Regions from separate parts of the Mus musculus genome. Here region 2 is linked to region 1. Evidence: chromatin loops called from intact Hi-C (ENCODE). Cell type or tissue: heart. All regions are shown on one strand.

Region 1 (8,000 bases):
AGCTGCATATGTATCAAAAGATGGCCTAGTCGGCCATCACTGCAAAGAGAGGCCTATTGGACTTGCAAACTTTATATGCCCCAGTACAGGGGAACGCCAGGGCCAAAAAGGGGGAGTGGGTGTGTAGGGGATTGGGGAGGTGGGTATGGGGGACCTTTGGGATAGCATTGAAAATGTAAATGAGGAAAATACCTAATTAAAAAAAAAAGAAAAAAAGAAAAAAAAAAAGAAAAGATTTGTAAATTTAGAAGAAGAAAAAAAGAAACGGGAAAGAAATACTCATTTAAGCTACCACAGAGATGAAATATGAATCTCAAAGCCTTGTTGGATGTTCCCAGCCCTGTGAAAGCACAGGCAAGCAGGCAGATCTATGAGTTCAAGGTCAGACTGGTTACATAGTAAACCACACCAGCCATGAATACATTATTAGGCCCTGTCTTACAAAACAAAACAACAAAAACATGTTGGGAAAGGCAGATTGAAACATCAATTTCAAAACATCAGTTGGCTATGTCAGCTTGACATACGTCGGGAATTAATTAAAACCCCAACATGGAGGGCACATGGTGAGGGATTTTTTTACTTAATTGGAAGTAGGAAGACTCACTTCCTACCTTTGAGGTAGGAAGACATTCCTTTATCCGGATCTTTTGAGCTGGGAAGAGCCACCTCAAATATAAGCCACAACTTCTGTGGGAAGAGGACATGGAAGAAAGAAGCTCTTTGCTTGCTTGCCCTCCCTCTCACTGTCATTAGGAAGTGCACTGAAGACCAGCTGAGACACACAGCCTCACGGACTGAGCAAACACTGGATTTTTGGACTCAACATTCATTCATAGCCACTGTTGGACTGGCTGGACTGCAAGCTGTTAAGTCGTTCTAATAAATCCTCTTTCTATTTATAGACAGATTCATTCAATCAATTCAGTTACTCTAGAGGACCCTGACTAATACACATGTCAACACAGTTCGAGAAACAGGGATATTGTGTAGATTGGTTGAATGGGACCAGACCATGGTTCTCTTAGTAGGATAAGGGACTGAGCTGTGTTAGAAGTCAACAGTCAAAAGATCAGAGAGACAAACAGGCAGTCTAGCAAAGTAGGTTTCTCACAGAGTTTGTTTGGTACGAGGGATTAGGCAGCTGTATTTGGTAATGTGTGTATTCTTAATTACCAAACACAGTGGACAGAAATTGTGGATATTGATCTCACTCCTCCCCACCCTTCATCCCCATACTGGGGAGTATTCAAGATCTGTACAAGCTACACAAATGAATTGTACTGAGCCTAGACTCAATCCCAATCTTAAAACTGAAGAAATCCAGGTAATTCTGCCCATGTGAGAAAGGTAGGATTTGAGTTCAGTCCTCAGGCCGCATGCAAAACTGCCACTTTAGCTACTTGTCAGATTTTAGGAAAAAAGGCGAAGCTAAGGAAAAAAAAAAATACAACTGTGCTGCTCTGTAGTACATTTTCACATCTATTTGATACATTTGTCACTAAGAACTAGGCAAAACCCACGAAGAGATCACAAACCATTAAAATTGCTGACCATTAGCAAAAAGGAGCATTTTACCCCCTAAAAGTTTCTTGTTTGTGTAGTAAATATGAAATTTAAAGTTCGCAGACAGGCTGGGGAGATGGTTCAGCGGCTAAAATGCTCGCCAGGGCAACCCATCTCGCCCCGCGCACGCGCACATTGTCCCGCGCACGCGCCTACTGCCCGGCGCGCTCGCTCCCTCGGTCCCGCGCATCCGCGCTCCTGTGCCACGCACACGCGCACCAGGCTCCGGGCCGCGCGCCTGGCCCATGCACGCGGTCCCGCGCACCGGTGCTCCCTCCCTTACCCCAGGATTAGCAGCGCACTCTGCAGCCGTCTCCGCACTTCCAGGAACACGCGCGTTTCCGCCGCAGCCACCGCCATGGCCGACTCAGGGACCCACGCGGGACCGAGCCCACAGTTACTAGAACCCGGACAGGGTGGGAGCACGTGCGGCCGTAGCAGGCGGCTGGCTCCCAGGCCAAGGTAGCGCGAAGGGATCCGGCGGCGGCCGTCTGTCGGCTAGAGCGCCACCTACCGGGAAGAGAGCGCACTGCCGAGGCGCCGACCTTGCCCCAGTGGCCGCTCTAGTAGGACAGGTGCGACCCAGAGAGCAGAGCTGACCTCCACTGGAAGGATGTTGGATGGGCTTGACTATGACTACGAGCATTTCTTTCCCTGAAATGAACAGAAAGCTCAGTTTGGGCCAGGGGAAGCTCTTCTCTGGATAGTTGAGTAGGATGAGGTAGATAATGGAGCAGAAGCTGTACAGGTGGTACTTCCCATAGGTCCAGAGCCCCAAAGCCCACTTTATCGGAGTCTCCTTTATTTGAACTAGAACAGTTTATTAGCTTCCGTATGATGTATCCAAAAATATCCACAATTGATTGGCCATTACATTTCGCGCTAGATATGGTACTTCCAAGACTGAAACAGTTGCAAAAACCAGTGTAACCACTAAAAGACTGGTGGACTTGTATCTTGACTGACCATTCATGTAACTTTTGAGAAGCTAAAAGGAAATGAGTAATTTCTGATATACATTCCCACTATACTGCAGAAATAAAAGAAGTCATAACTTAATTGCTCCTACAAGATACATTTCGAAAGTTTGATGCAGTAAAAGATCTAGTGTGGTATAAACAAATATATCAGGCCATAGGATTTCAGTTGGACACCTTTTAAGAATGGAAAGCTGTTATTTAAAACATAGCTTGTATAATGGGGATTGTCTTAGTTAAGGTTGCTTTTGCTGTGATGAAGCAACAGTACCAAAGGCATTTGGGGAGGAAAGCATGTGTTCAGCTTACACTTCTATACCACTGTTCATCATTGAGGGATGTCAGGACAGGAACCCAAACAGGGCAGAAACCGAGAGGGGGAGCTGATGCAGAAGCTATGGGAGGGTGAGTTTACTGGCTTGCTCCCATGGTTTCACTGAACCTGCTTCCCCATAGAACCGAGGATCACCGACCCAGGCAGGGATAGCACCACCCAACATAGGCTAGGCCCTCCTAGGTCAATCACTATTTTAAAAAACGAGTTACAGTTAGGTCTTATGGAAGCATTTTCTCAATTGAGGTTCCCTCCTTTCAGAAGACTCTATCTTGTGTCAAGTTGACATAAAACTAGCCAGGACTGAAATCCTGTTTATTGATGTTCCATTTCATAATTTCATAGTTATAATTATCTGACATTGAACAAACTGGAAGCATTTCTAAATAGGTTTAATCCAAAGAGGATGGCGTATATCTGCAACCCCAGCATTTAGGAGACTGAGGCAGGATTGCTGAAAGTTCAAGGTCAGTTTGGGCTATGTGAGTACAGGGCCGTCTAGAGCTATGTGGCAAGACTGTCTCAAAACAAAAACTGGTCTTAAGTATACTGAAAATGTGATTTCAGATAACTTTTCTAATATCAACCTTTGAGGTGTTTTAAAGTTTATCATGTTGCTATATAAATTCCTGTTTCATTCCAACAATTTGAGATCATAAGAGGGAATAATAGCTTTAAAAAGTAAAAGCTTTGGGATGGAGGGTTGGCTTTGTGGTTAAGAGCACTTGGTTGCTGTTTCACAGGACTGGGAAGCTAGGTTTATAGCACTCATAATTGCTTGCAACTTCAGAGCATCTGACCTCTTTTTCTGGGCTCCATGCATGCACACACATACCTGTGGCACTCCCATATAAAATATAAGTAAATAATTTTTGAAAAAAAGCAAAGGTAACTACTATTTGGTGGCAACTCATTTATTTGAAGGACAATTGTTCTCTTATACTTTTAACACAGAATATTACTTAAATTTTGGCAATACTTAATATTGACACCTAGCAAAATACACAGCGTCCTCAGATTAGCGTGCTCCTCATATATGGTTTAAAACTAGAACACGCAAAAACACTTGTAAAGACAACAACCCTTTCGAATACGCGTTTGAAAGACGGCTAGATACAAAAAAAAGTGCTAAACTGGCTCTCGGTTTCACACAAACTGTGCCTGAAATGACGCGCATAAAGTGCTGGTGGATCCAGATGATCGTACTTAAATAATACTTCAAAACTGTTTTCAATTCCCCCATTCCATCAAAATGATGGTTCGCTGGCTCCTTGCTCACACCTTTCCCGCCTTCCCTCCGCCGTCTCTCCGGTCGCCCGCACGAGGGCGCTGTGGCGCCGGCTAGCCGTGGCCGCCGAGCAGCGGACGGGGACGGGGGCGGGGACGGAGGCCGCCGACGTCGACGCCGGCGTGGGCGCGCGCGGTGCACGCTGGTAGCTGTCACTAGGCCCTGGGCTGGCGGCCTTCGTGCGGCTGCCGCGGTTGCCAAGAGAGCGGCGCCAGCGGGGAGCAGCAGAGCCCGCGGCAGGTAACAGCGTCCCCGCCCCCGGCGCGGTCGCGCGGCGAGACGCGGCACGGTTCGGGCGAGCGTCTCCGGGCTTGGCCTGCGGTGGTGGCGTCGGGGTGTCACCGCCCGGCCCCCACCTGAGCCCGCCTCTGGGTGGAGGGAAACGGGCCCTGACCTGCCCGGGGCGAGCGGTGGGACCCGGGGCCTGTCCGCCCGTGGCCTTCGGCGGGCAGAGCCGGCACGGGGCTGAGGGGTGGTGTCACCTGGGCGCGGGTGCCCGGCGCCTTTGTTGGAGGCTTCCCGGCACCCCGTTGCCTCGCCAGCCCGGTGGGTCCCTTTTAGGATCGAGGCGACACCGAGGCCCGCCGATGTGCCGGTGCAGAGGGTTGGGAAGCAGAGCCAAGTTCACCAAGAGGAAGCCGAGCTAGCACACGGAAGTTGTTAACAGTCCTCACCTTTGATTTCCAAGGCTTTGAAAGTTGCCCCATCGCTGTACTTAACCTCACCCTCATCCTGTTGAGGAGGGAATAGCACGCAACTGTACTTTCTCCTCCCCAAGCAAATTGTGTCTTGTTAATTCTTATATTATCTCGGAGTTCTGTGGAGTTGAAGAAAACTCAGATTTAGAGATTGTAGTCAACAAACACATTTTTTTTTCTTCTCTTTTTTTTTTTTTTTTTTTTTTGATCGGAAAAATACAGGAGTCAACCTCATTTAGTAGCTCGCAACTATAGGGTCAAAACTTTTCATTCTGGAGATGATAGCCCCATATGTAGGTGTTAAGGTCTTGCCACTTTGAGGTTAGTTGTATTCGTATTAGCATGGCGTCGCTATGTGCTAGGCTATGTGCTAAGTAAGTCACAGGATTATCAATCCCTTGGTTCGTTGAGCTGACAGAAATTATAGCCCAGGTAGTCTGAATTCCTTGTTGTAATGGTTACTTCTAATTAAACTTTGTCATTCCTCAGAACTGCTAAAAGCAACCCCCTTTTGGGGACCCAATTTTTAATAAAGAATTTTTAAAACTGAAGGAAACATAGACCAAAAATGTGACACCATGACCCAAAGGTTAAATTTAATTGCTTTCCCATCTGTTGTGAAGAGCCCTACTTTGTAATTCCAATAGTAGAAACAACTGTAGCCTGGGGCTTGAGGGCTAAGGTTCAAAGCTCTGTTTTTGCTGCTAACTGGGTATGATCTCTCTACCCCTCAGTTACTGTCTGTATTCTGGTGTCTAGTTTTGTTGTTTTGTTTTAGTGGTACTGCGATTCCTTGTGCATGCTTAGTTAGATTCTACCACAAGCCTGTGCTCCCACTGTAAACTTTTTTTCTTGGGGTGCTGGGAAGGAATGAAACCTTGGGCCTGGCACATGAACAGCCTCAGGGATTTGAAGAGCTCATGATTTTCAAAATTGCTATTTCCCATCAAGACTGTACTAAAGCAATAGTTTACTTCCCTTAAACAGTGTTCCATGTCAAATCATGTGGCAACACACTAGATTTAACCAACCTTAACTTTTGTTTGTTTGGAGATCAAACCTGAGGTATTTCCAATACAAGGCAAACACTCTACCACCAAGCCACACCTCCTTCCCCCAAGTTTAACTTTGGTTTGCTTGTGAAGGCAGCTCCTCAAAGACTTCATGCTATGCTTGCATGCATATAATTTCCAAAGGAAGGTTTAAATAACATTTCCCAAATTTAACTAACCAGAGAGCCCAGTTTGTTTCTTTCCTTTCCTTTCCTTTCCTTTCCTTTTTGTTTTTTGTTTGTTTGTTTGTTTTTGTTTTTTGTTTTCCTCGAGACAGGGCTTCTCTGTATAGCTCTGGCTGTCCTGGAACTCACTTTGTAGACCAGGCTGACCTCAAACTCTGAAATCCACCTGCCTCTGCCTCCCGAGTGCTGGGACTAAAAACATGCGCCACCACGCCCAGCTGAGAGCCCAGTTTCTAATGCAAGTATATGGTAGAATGCTTACCAAGCATGCCTGAGGCCCTGGGTTTCATTGCAGTACTGTTAAAGTCTCCTAGAATAAAATAACACATGATACCAATTTCAGAATTACTGTACTAGAGGTATGTCTGCTTCCAAGCGGAAAAAGCCACGAATTGGCCCCTTGTTGCTGTCTAAGGTCTCTGGGGCATGAAGATGTATGTAGTGAGACCTCATTGGTATAACAAAAGACGTTTAAGGATCCTCAGTATAAAAAAAGTTACTATTAAGGATGCATGTATCACTATTGGTCCTAGTTCTTTCTTTCATTTATAACAAAAGTATCTTTTTTTCCAGCCGCTTGATGCTTTTCTTCATGTTTTGGTTTGATTTTTGTGGTTATTACTGAATGTTTGTAGAAAGGCCCTTTAAAGTTCCAACAAATAAAGCCGTGTTGAGAGTGGTCTTCCTTTCACTATACTGATTTCTCCTTCTAGTTAGGTATCTCAAAAGAATGAAATATGAAAGTGATATAAAATGTATTCAGTGCTTAATGATTTTAAAATCTGGGATAACTGAAAATTACTATAGGTCAAAAAAGTCTGATACTATTATTTCTGACTGTTTGGAAACAATATCTAAATGTTGAAAATTAAATCCCTTGGCTAAATTCTGATAAGTATTATGCTGGGCTTTTTGTCACCTTCAGAAAATAACTGAGGGAGAAAATACTTTTGGTTTGCAGTTGCTGTCCCTGTCTTTTGCTCTCTTGCTTCTCAGCCTCTGGTCAGGTAAAATGGCATGGCAGAAGCTATTTACCTCATGGTGGCCAAGAGAGAGGGGAATTTGGCAAGATTCAGCCCATCCCTGCCATACCCTTCCTCAAGTCCAACCTACTTTCTCTTAGCTTCACTCCTTGAAGTTCCCAAACGCACACCCACTCGTCCTCACTCCCTGCAAATGGCAGCAGTAGCTTGGGACCAAGCCTTTTGGAAGTTATCACTAATATTCTTCAATCTTGAAGATATTCTGTCTCCTTTATTACTTTGAATAAGTGCTACTAATGAACACCTTAGTTTGAGGGAGTTGGGATTAGAATATTTAATTGTATTTGTTTTTTCAAAACAGGACTTCTCTGTATAGTCCTGGCTGTCCTGAAACTCATTCCATAATCCAGGATGACCTTGAACTCAGAGATCTGACTGCCTATTCCTCTAGAGCACTGTGTGCACCACCATACCATGCTTAAAATATTTAATTCTAATAGATAAGCTTTAAATACGGTAAATTTGACCTCTGAAATAAAACTGTTTAGTAGATATGTAAAGCTAATATTTTGTTTAGTAGCTAAAAGTTTTTATTGGCAGTTTATTGTAGGAAAATACTGTTTTGATTCACATGTTTCTAAACTGTGATTTCTCTCTTTCCTTGGTGTTATTACCTCTTTTATAAGCCAAATAAGCCTTGTACATCAGAGACTTTACATTTACAGATCAAAGATACTATCAAATTTCTTAAGGAAAAATTCTATGCAGTAATATTAGTAATGATACTATAAATTTAACAATTCTACAACCCATGTAGCCAACATGCTACCAGTCAGAGATCTATTGTTCTGTTTCCCTTGTTTAGAGTTCTCTTCTTTTATGCTTGTCTGAATTCTGTCTTTCAAGCCCTACCTGTA
Region 2 (8,000 bases), 100 kb after region 1:
CTCTGACAAAAACAAACAAACAAACAAACAAACAAAAACCCACAGGTAAATTATAACATTCGCATGGGTGCCTTTGCATATATGGGTGATTTCTTAGAAAATTCTGGCTTTCAAATTTACAGACTACAGAGAGCCAGTCAGGTACAATGATGCAGACCTCTAATTGAAGCTGACGCACGAGGATCACTAGGTTCGTGACCTACTTTCAATACAGAGTTCAAGGCCAGCTTGGGTAATTTGTGAAAATGTATCAGAATTAAAAAGGGGGCCAGGACTATAGCTGAGTAGAAGTGTGTTTTCCTAGCATACACGAGGCCCTGACTTTAATACCCAGTGCTGGAAAGAAAAACAAGAAAGGGGTGGGGGTATACAATAGGGCTTGAGGAGAAGGCTCTTACAGAGGATCTGAGTTCAATCCCCAGCACCCACATGGGCAGCACAACTGCTTGTAACGCAAGCTCAAAGACATCTGATGAAACACCTGACCTTGTCTAGCAAATCCACATCCACACAGACACACAGACACACACATAAATAAGCAATAATAAGAATATTTTAAAAGATATAAAGGATATAACTTGCACCTAGTTTGACTATAGCAGCATGCATCTTAGATAATAATAACAATCAATACTGAATGCACACAGTGTAGGCATATGGGGGTCTTAAAACTCCTGAGTGCATAGAACCTGGTTTTCATTCTATAAAGTCAGAACAGATTACTCATCTACCTGACAAGCAAGCAAAGCATTGTATAACTACTGGTAAAATAACTCAAGGACATAAATCACTTAGCATTTCTGCTGCCTATGGACCTAAGGAGAGAGTGGTGTCTGCAAAACCTTCTAGTAACAAGACACTGGGTAAAAACAAAGTCCCAGCTACCAGGAGAAGAATAAGAACATATCCTTTGAAGAAGACGTAGACGAAGCCAGAGCTTGCATAAAAGAGAAAACTATTGTTTCAGGGTATACATTTAATCCAATGTCACAAAACAAAACAAAAAAGTAAGCTTTCGTAAAGGCAGAAGGTGCTGAACGTGAGGAACACATGGACTATAAAATATTATTTCCAGTGAATTCCAGAATGGAGAAATACAGAAAATCTCAACCCGCAACAAATTACAAACAAAATCTTCAAGTGTGATTTGTTAAAAACCATCATGTGCTCTGGCTCTGCAGAGGGGAAATGAACCTACAAGTGTCACACTCACTGCATGTTTCCAACATGCAAGGACATGGCTACGGAGCACAGATGATTTCATGGAGCTCTCACAGAAATGCTGACTTGGCACCATCATGCTTGAGGAGATAGAGGCTTCCAAAGACTACCAACCCGATCACATTATGTGAGCGTTAAAACTGTGGGGACTCCAAACCCAAACTTAGCCTCTGTGTGCCACTTAAAAAGGAAAGCAGAGAGTGGTGCGTGGCCTGGGCCTCTCCTAATCCTGCCTTCCCACTGATGGGATGGCTCCTTCAAGGATGTTTACGCTTGCACAGACAGACAACTCTCATCCTCACCTGGTGTCTCTGGCAATGACTACGAAGGCGGTCTGTGTCAGATCCACAGCTTCTTTCTCCACGATGGCAGCAAGCACTTGCCGCACGTCCTGCTCCTCCGCACTGGCCAGACAGGTGGCATGCTCCTCCCAGGAAGGGGCCAACATTTCCCCCAAAGGATCAACCAATTTCACACCATTGTCTTCCTTAAAAGAGAAACAAACCTTTGCTGTCGTTCACCCAGCTCATGGCTGAGAACTGCCCTGGGTACCAGCTGGCCCCAAGTCTCCATGCACTGCCCCTTCAGTTCCTTGTGACGATAACATTACTGATAAAGTGTCTCCATCCAAACTTGGAAGGACACTCTGTTTTTTCTCTAATCTGGACACTCTCCAAGAAAATAGCCTCATCCCATTCATTCCCTCCACACCCAGCTCAGCCTTGAGCTGCACAGCAGCAGCAAGAGTTGTTTCAAACCCAAAGGTGTGGACAAATAAGGAGGCAGACTCCCAGCATTGAAATGTGGACTTTGAGCCAGTGATGGTGGCACACACCTTTGATCCCAGCGCTTGGGAGGTGGAGGCAGGAGGATCTTTGTGAATTTGAGGCCAGCCTGGGTCTGCAGAGCAAGTTCTAGGAAAGCCATGGCTACATAGAGAAACAGATAGAAGGGGTGAGAGGGAAGGGAGGGGAGGAGGGAAGAAAGAAGGGAAGGAAGGAGGGAGGAAGGGAGGAAGGGAGGGAGGGAGGGAGGGAGGGAGGGAGGGAGGGAGGGAGGGAGGGAGGGAAAGAATGTGTGCGCCCGCCTTTAATCCCAGCACTTGGGAGGCAGAGGCAGGCAGATTTCTGAGTTCGAGACCAGCCTGGTCTACAGAGTGAGTTCCAGGACAGCCAGGGCTATACAGAGAAACCCTGTCTCGAAAATCCAAAAAAAAAAAAAGTGTGTGGACTTCAGTTCAAGATTCTTAGACACTATAGCTTAGTCTTGTAAATAAAGACAGCACCTTGTTACCTCAGGGTTATGTGAGGCCGTAACCATGACTCCAATGGTAGATCTTGTTTGCTTTGACCGCAGGACAGCTAGCAATCCCATTCGAAACATGATATGATCGAGATGCTGGGCATTGGTCCGAAATCCAGCAGTCCCATACTGAAGAATGAGCCCCTGGGGCTTGGCATGGAGTGCCGAGCGCTTACACACAGCCTCCAGATCCATGCCTACAAGAGTAAGAAATAAAAGAAGGGAAAGCTTTCAAGTACTGCTTGGTAAACTGCCAACTCAATGTAGCACATTTGTTTCAATGGGACCCTCTCCAGAGAACCACTTTTGGGAAGGCAGGGAAGAGAAAAGGAGACCCTGGAGTTAAAATTACCCAGAAGCCCCTGCCTAAACCATACCCTCCAGGACAGACTCGGGAGAGACACCAGCCACTGTCCACTCCTATTCCACTCTGTCTTCAGGATGAACTGTCCTAAAGTAATGCCATCACACCATCATTTTATGTTACAGAAGGGTCAACTCCCGGTGTGGGCCTCGGTTAATCATATAAAGTCTGGTGTGCGGCCAGTGAAAGGCTGAGGCTGAAGGTCAGAAACCTGGAATCCGTGTGGCTCTTTTGCTGTTCCTCTCAAGCTAGAAAGAAACAGTCCCAAAAGAAAAACAATGGACAGTCATTTCCTCTGGTCTGAGACCCAACCCCACCCCCACCCCCATCAGCTAGGCCATCTCACAGAAGCCTCACCAATCTCCATAAAGACAGGCATGGCAGCCTTCTAAAGTAACATCAAAAACAACTAACATCTACCATGCTACTTCCAACCTGTCATTTAAAAACAAGTGAGTGTGGGATACCTCCAATTCATTCAACTCGGGTTTTCCACTTCGGCCAGCGGTGTATTTGCAGAGCCACAAACTGTACTTCCTGGGTCAGCTCTATCCTAGTTTGCCCAGAGAGGGGGTGCTGTCCCTCCGCTAACAGCCACACCTCCTCGCTTTATTGTCCTTCCTTGCTTCTATACACAACACTACCAGAAGTGTGGGGAAATGTTTGCTTTTCTCCGGTTAGTAAAATAGATCATTCCCAAGCTACTTTAGTTATCAAACTTTTGTCCACAAGGACGAATATAATTTTGTAAAAAAAAAAAAAAATGACCCGTTGGTAATGTATCCCTATTATTCATAGGGGCGTCAACCACTCCTACGAAATTCAGAACTCTCAAAGGAAAATCACAGTCATAGAACAACGGCATGCTTCCACCCTTTAATGCATTTGGAGTTCTCGAACTAATTTCGATTAGGTATGGCAATGTTTATTAAAAGCCCTAACAGTGTTTGCTTCTTTCATTCAAACTGCCACCCTTGGGGATGCATCCTGCTCCGAGCTACTGATTGACTCGCGGCTCCGCGCACTACAGCGCGAGGACCTCAGGCACCTGGGCCGCGCGCAGCGTTGGATAGGTAGGTCCGGCAGTCATGCCCCAGCCTCAGCTGCCGATGAACCCCCACCCACAGCGGCCCGGCATTCTCCACGCCCGCTCACCTAGATCTGGAGCAAGAACGTTCTCTCCACAGGCGAGACGCGGCCGCGCAGTGCGCACCAAACCAACTCTCTCAGACCTCGCAGACGTGGCCCAGCTTTGCTTCCGGCCCGACGCCCCGCCCACACCAATCACAGCCCGGAAGGGCCGCTGAACCCGCCCCTGCACCACCAAGCCCCGCCCCGACCAATCGCGGCGGGTTGGTGTCTGTGGCCCCGCCCTATGCGCCAAGCCCCGCCCCCCAGCCGTCCGCGCGCTGCTCGCGCCCGCGGAACTGCGGCTGCGGTTCGGAGCGGGTTCGGGGCTGCTTGGCTTGAGTGATCTGAAAGGGTGAGGCTAAGGCGGCTAAGGCGGGCCGAAGGTTAGCTCCCGGGGTGGACAGCTGCGCCTTTCAGCCTGGGCCTCAGGGTCCCGGGTCCCTAAAGAACGGGAGCGTTGACGTCCCTCCGACCACCGAGATCACCTCCCAGCCCAGCCCCTGCCAGGCGAGGTCAGCGTCATCCCCGCGGGTCTTCACCCGCTTAGCCCTAGGCGTCACTTTATTAAGTGGAAATGGCTGAGACCCCTCCTCCCAGCCCCTGGCTCTGCGGTGGCGTCCCTATGCACCTGCGCGAGATGCTGCACCCCACTGCGGTCCGGGGAGGCTGTCCTCCGAGGGGGCCTGCGGATGGGGGCTGGCGGCGGGGATGACCTAGAGCCCTCCCCTCCGCACTGCAGGCATCCTTCCTAGCTGCGCAGGCTTGAGATCCAAGTGGGATTCCCGGGCCGGTCCCTGGTTTTCCCGGGATTGAGGCTGACCAGGAATACAGGTGTTTGCAACCACCGGCCACGAAATCTGTCACCCGAGCACCTGTTGAAAGCGCAGACTCCAGAATGGCCGGCAAGGGTGGGAAGGAGAGACAAGGATTCTGGGGTTTGAGGGAGCATTTTAAAGGATGTTGTGCGTACTAGATTGGGGGGGGGGGGCTAGGAGAGAAATCTAAAGTGTATGGATGCGTGCCCGTAGCTCTCTACAAACAGCGGGACTGCCTCTTAGAAAAGGGACCTTGGGAAAATTTCCTGGACACCAGTCGTCATTTACAACCCCATTATTTCTGGGCCTTTTCCAGGTTTCCAAGCCGGCTGATTTGGAGACATGTCAGGGTCAGTAAAAGAAAGCCTTCAGCTTCAGCTGCTGGAGATGGAAATGCTGTTTTCTATGTTTCCTAATCAAGGAGAAGTAAAACTCGAAGATGTAAACGCCCTAACAAACATAAAGAGGTATCTGGAAGGCACCAGGGAGGCGCTCCCACCCAACATCGAATTTGTCATCACGCTCCAAATTGAGGAGCCCAAGGTGGGTGCTTTCATTGGTCCTAAGTGTTTCTGGGTGCCTATCGTGTTTTGCTTTTAATGTGTATGCGTGTTTCCCCCTCATGTATGTCTGTTCATCATGTGCATGCAGTGCCCCCTGGAGGCCAGAACTGCATGTGGGAACCTAGAATTGGACCCTGATCCTCTGGAAGAGCAGCCAGTGCTCTTAATGGCATAGCCCCAGGTATCCACTTGTTAACTGGAAAACCCAAAGCATGAGCTTCCTGTCCAGGTAACAAATAGACAATTTCAAATCCCAGGATGCGTTTGGAAGGAAAATGTACCAAACATGAGATGGTCCATAAATTCAGACAGACTTTAATGAAGTTAATGAGTGTTTAGGATTTCATCGGTTTTCAATGACACTGAATGTGCATAGTAACTACACATACAAAACCTAAATGTTAAATATAAACTTACCTCCTTGCTCTGGACCCTTTAGTCCTAGGAACATTAGCAGAGCAGGTACCATGTGGACTGGACATTTAGAAGAATGTTTTCGCTCTCCCCTACGAAGCCTTCAGTTGTCCTTCCCTCAGACCATTTTATCTCCTTAATTACACACTTCAGTGGAACCTTGAACTTCTCCCACAGTAGATTCTGCCTCTCAAATTGAAATGAAATTCTTGCTATGTGTGAGCATGGTCTCCCTCAGGAAGCTCCGGTCTGAGGCAGGAATCTTGTCTGACTTCATCACTTCCTGTTCCAGCACAGGACACCCAGCACACGTCGCTGGTCGGCGGTGGTTAGGAAAGCTGACTGCATACGTTGTTCAGTGGCAGGCAGGCCCTTGAGAGTCTCCATGACTGTTCCTATCGTAATCGTGCAGTTGCCATGATAAACTAGCTCGTGTGATTTCTCAGTATTTAAATCTATGTCGTTTTTATTTTAAGGTGACCATTGATTTGCAAGTAACCATGCCTCACAACTACCCATACGTGGCTCTGCAGCTGTTTGGACGGTCACCTGAGCTTGACAGACAACAGCAGCTGCTGCTTAACCAAGCTCTCAGTGCTTATCTCGGGACTTTCGACCCAGGTGAGTTGTGTGTCTGTGCAGCCATCCAGTGGCTGCAGGACAACAGCGCATCCTACTTCCTCACCAGAAAGCTGTCGGACGAGCCATCCGTACAGGCGAAGCCAGTCAAGAACACATTCCTCCGCATGTGGATCTATAGCCACCACATATATCAGCAGGACCTGAGGAAAAAGATCTTGGAAGTGGGAAAAAGGTTAGATGTGACTGGATTTTGCATGACAGGAAAGCCTGGTATAATCTGTGTGGAGGGCTTCAAGAATCACTGTGAGGAATTCTGGCACACAATCAGATACCCCAATTGGAAACACATTTCCTGCAAGCATGCAGAAAGTGTGGAGACAGAGGGGGACGGTGAAGACCTGCGCCTCTTCCATTCGTTTGAGGAATTACTCCTTGAGGCCCATGGTGACTATGGATTGCGGAATGATTATCACATGAACCTGGGCCAATTCCTGGAGTTTCTGAGAAAACACAAGAGTGAGCATGTTTTTCAGATATTATTTGGTATTGAAAGCAAAAGCTCAGAGTCCTAGAACCCTATTAAGATGTCTACGCTTGTAACCGCATTAAGTATTTATGTTACTAAGACCAAAATAAAAAGGCTAATGACAATATAGAATTCTGGGTGAAAAACCTAGCTCTAGAATTTCCTGACTGCTGATGCTAATAGGCCCTTTAACTTTGTACCAGTGTAACTGTGATGCTGTTTCCAGGTTGCTGTGTAAAGTCACACTTGATTACCATTTCATTATAAATCAATAAAATGATATATTTAACCAGAGCAACTTGTCTCAAGTCCAAAACCAGGCTGGAGAGGTGGCTCAGAAGCTAAGAGCACCACTGGCTGCTCTTGCAGAGGACCTGCACAGCAGCTCGCTGCCATCTGTAACTCTAGTTCCAGTGGAATCCATGCCCTCTTCTGGATTCTTCAGGTACCAGGTTCATATGCGCTGCACAGACATGTGCAGGGAAAACACCCATACCCACACACAATAAATAAATGAATAAAGCAAGTCCCGAGCCCCACATTAATGTCTCATACCAGACTGCAGATACAAATTCATAAATTTAAGACATCTGTTTCATGACGCTGGCACATACGTGGCATACCCCCTCATCACTGGAAATGAATTCTAAACAACAGATAAACTCAGCATAGAGAGTGCCTGCTTACTACATTTCTTATTTTAAAACCCCAATTTGAAGTGTTTTAGTAAAACTAGATTCTAACAGCAACGGCAGATTAAAGTCTCAGGAGTCGCCCACACTCTTGCACATACAGATTAACACATCTGTCTTTTTAGAAGAAGGCATGAAGCGGGGAAGAGCTCTGCTCTTCTCACTCTATCACTTGGTTAGACGCACCTCTGGCAGCAGAAGCAATATTCTTAGTTTAGTCATGTCCATGAAAAAAAAAAAAGCATGGCTTTGTTGCACCCCCACAGGTCTTGGTATTTTCCAACTGCTTCCCATGGGTCGGTACACACTGAAACTTAGCAAGAGCTGATGCTCACTGAGGAGGGCACACCAAAACCCGGCGGGGGTGGGGGGGTGGGGGAAGGGGAGGGG

The links. A loop is a pair of places that touch in the nucleus more often than their neighbours do. Peaks named below come from ENCODE experiments on the same cell type or tissue, not always from the same donor. Only the 100,000 strongest peaks of a DNase experiment are listed, where the experiment ranks them.
Region 2: a loop joins it to region 1, with 6 times the contacts of the local background. A loop is called at or near these places in 36 of 42 quality-filtered maps.

Annotation. Positions count from the first base shown.
Region 1 is chr9:86,462,892-86,470,891 of GRCm38, forward strand. Ube2cbp (ubiquitin-conjugating enzyme E2C binding protein) reads right to left here and starts at 2,025. Exons shown (of 10, transcript NM_027394.2): 1 at 1,850-2,025. The coding sequence starts at 1,926. It overlaps Dop1a (DOP1 leucine zipper like protein A), which reads left to right and starts at 4,263. Exons shown (of 39, transcript NM_177208.3): 1 at 4,263-4,405. In heart, a CTCF peak has its summit at 4,194; DNase peaks (open chromatin) are centred at 1,830 and 4,400; H3K4me3 peaks cover 2,192 bases; H3K27ac peaks cover 1,730 bases; H3K27me3 peaks cover 294 bases.
Region 2 is chr9:86,567,688-86,575,687 of GRCm38, forward strand. Pgm3 (phosphoglucomutase 3) reads right to left here and starts at 4,155. Exons shown (of 13, transcript NM_028352.4): 1 at 4,043-4,155; 2 at 2,515-2,720; 3 at 1,524-1,708. The coding sequence starts at 2,718. It overlaps Rwdd2a (RWD domain containing 2A), which reads left to right and starts at 4,301. Exons shown (of 3, transcript NM_001145969.1): 1 at 4,301-4,370; 2 at 5,150-5,376; 3 at 6,287-7,212. The coding sequence starts at 5,176. The coding sequence ends at 6,964. In heart, a CTCF peak has its summit at 5,496 (motif pointing left); DNase peaks (open chromatin) are centred at 4,184 and 5,494; H3K4me3 peaks cover 2,614 bases; H3K27ac peaks cover 1,018 bases.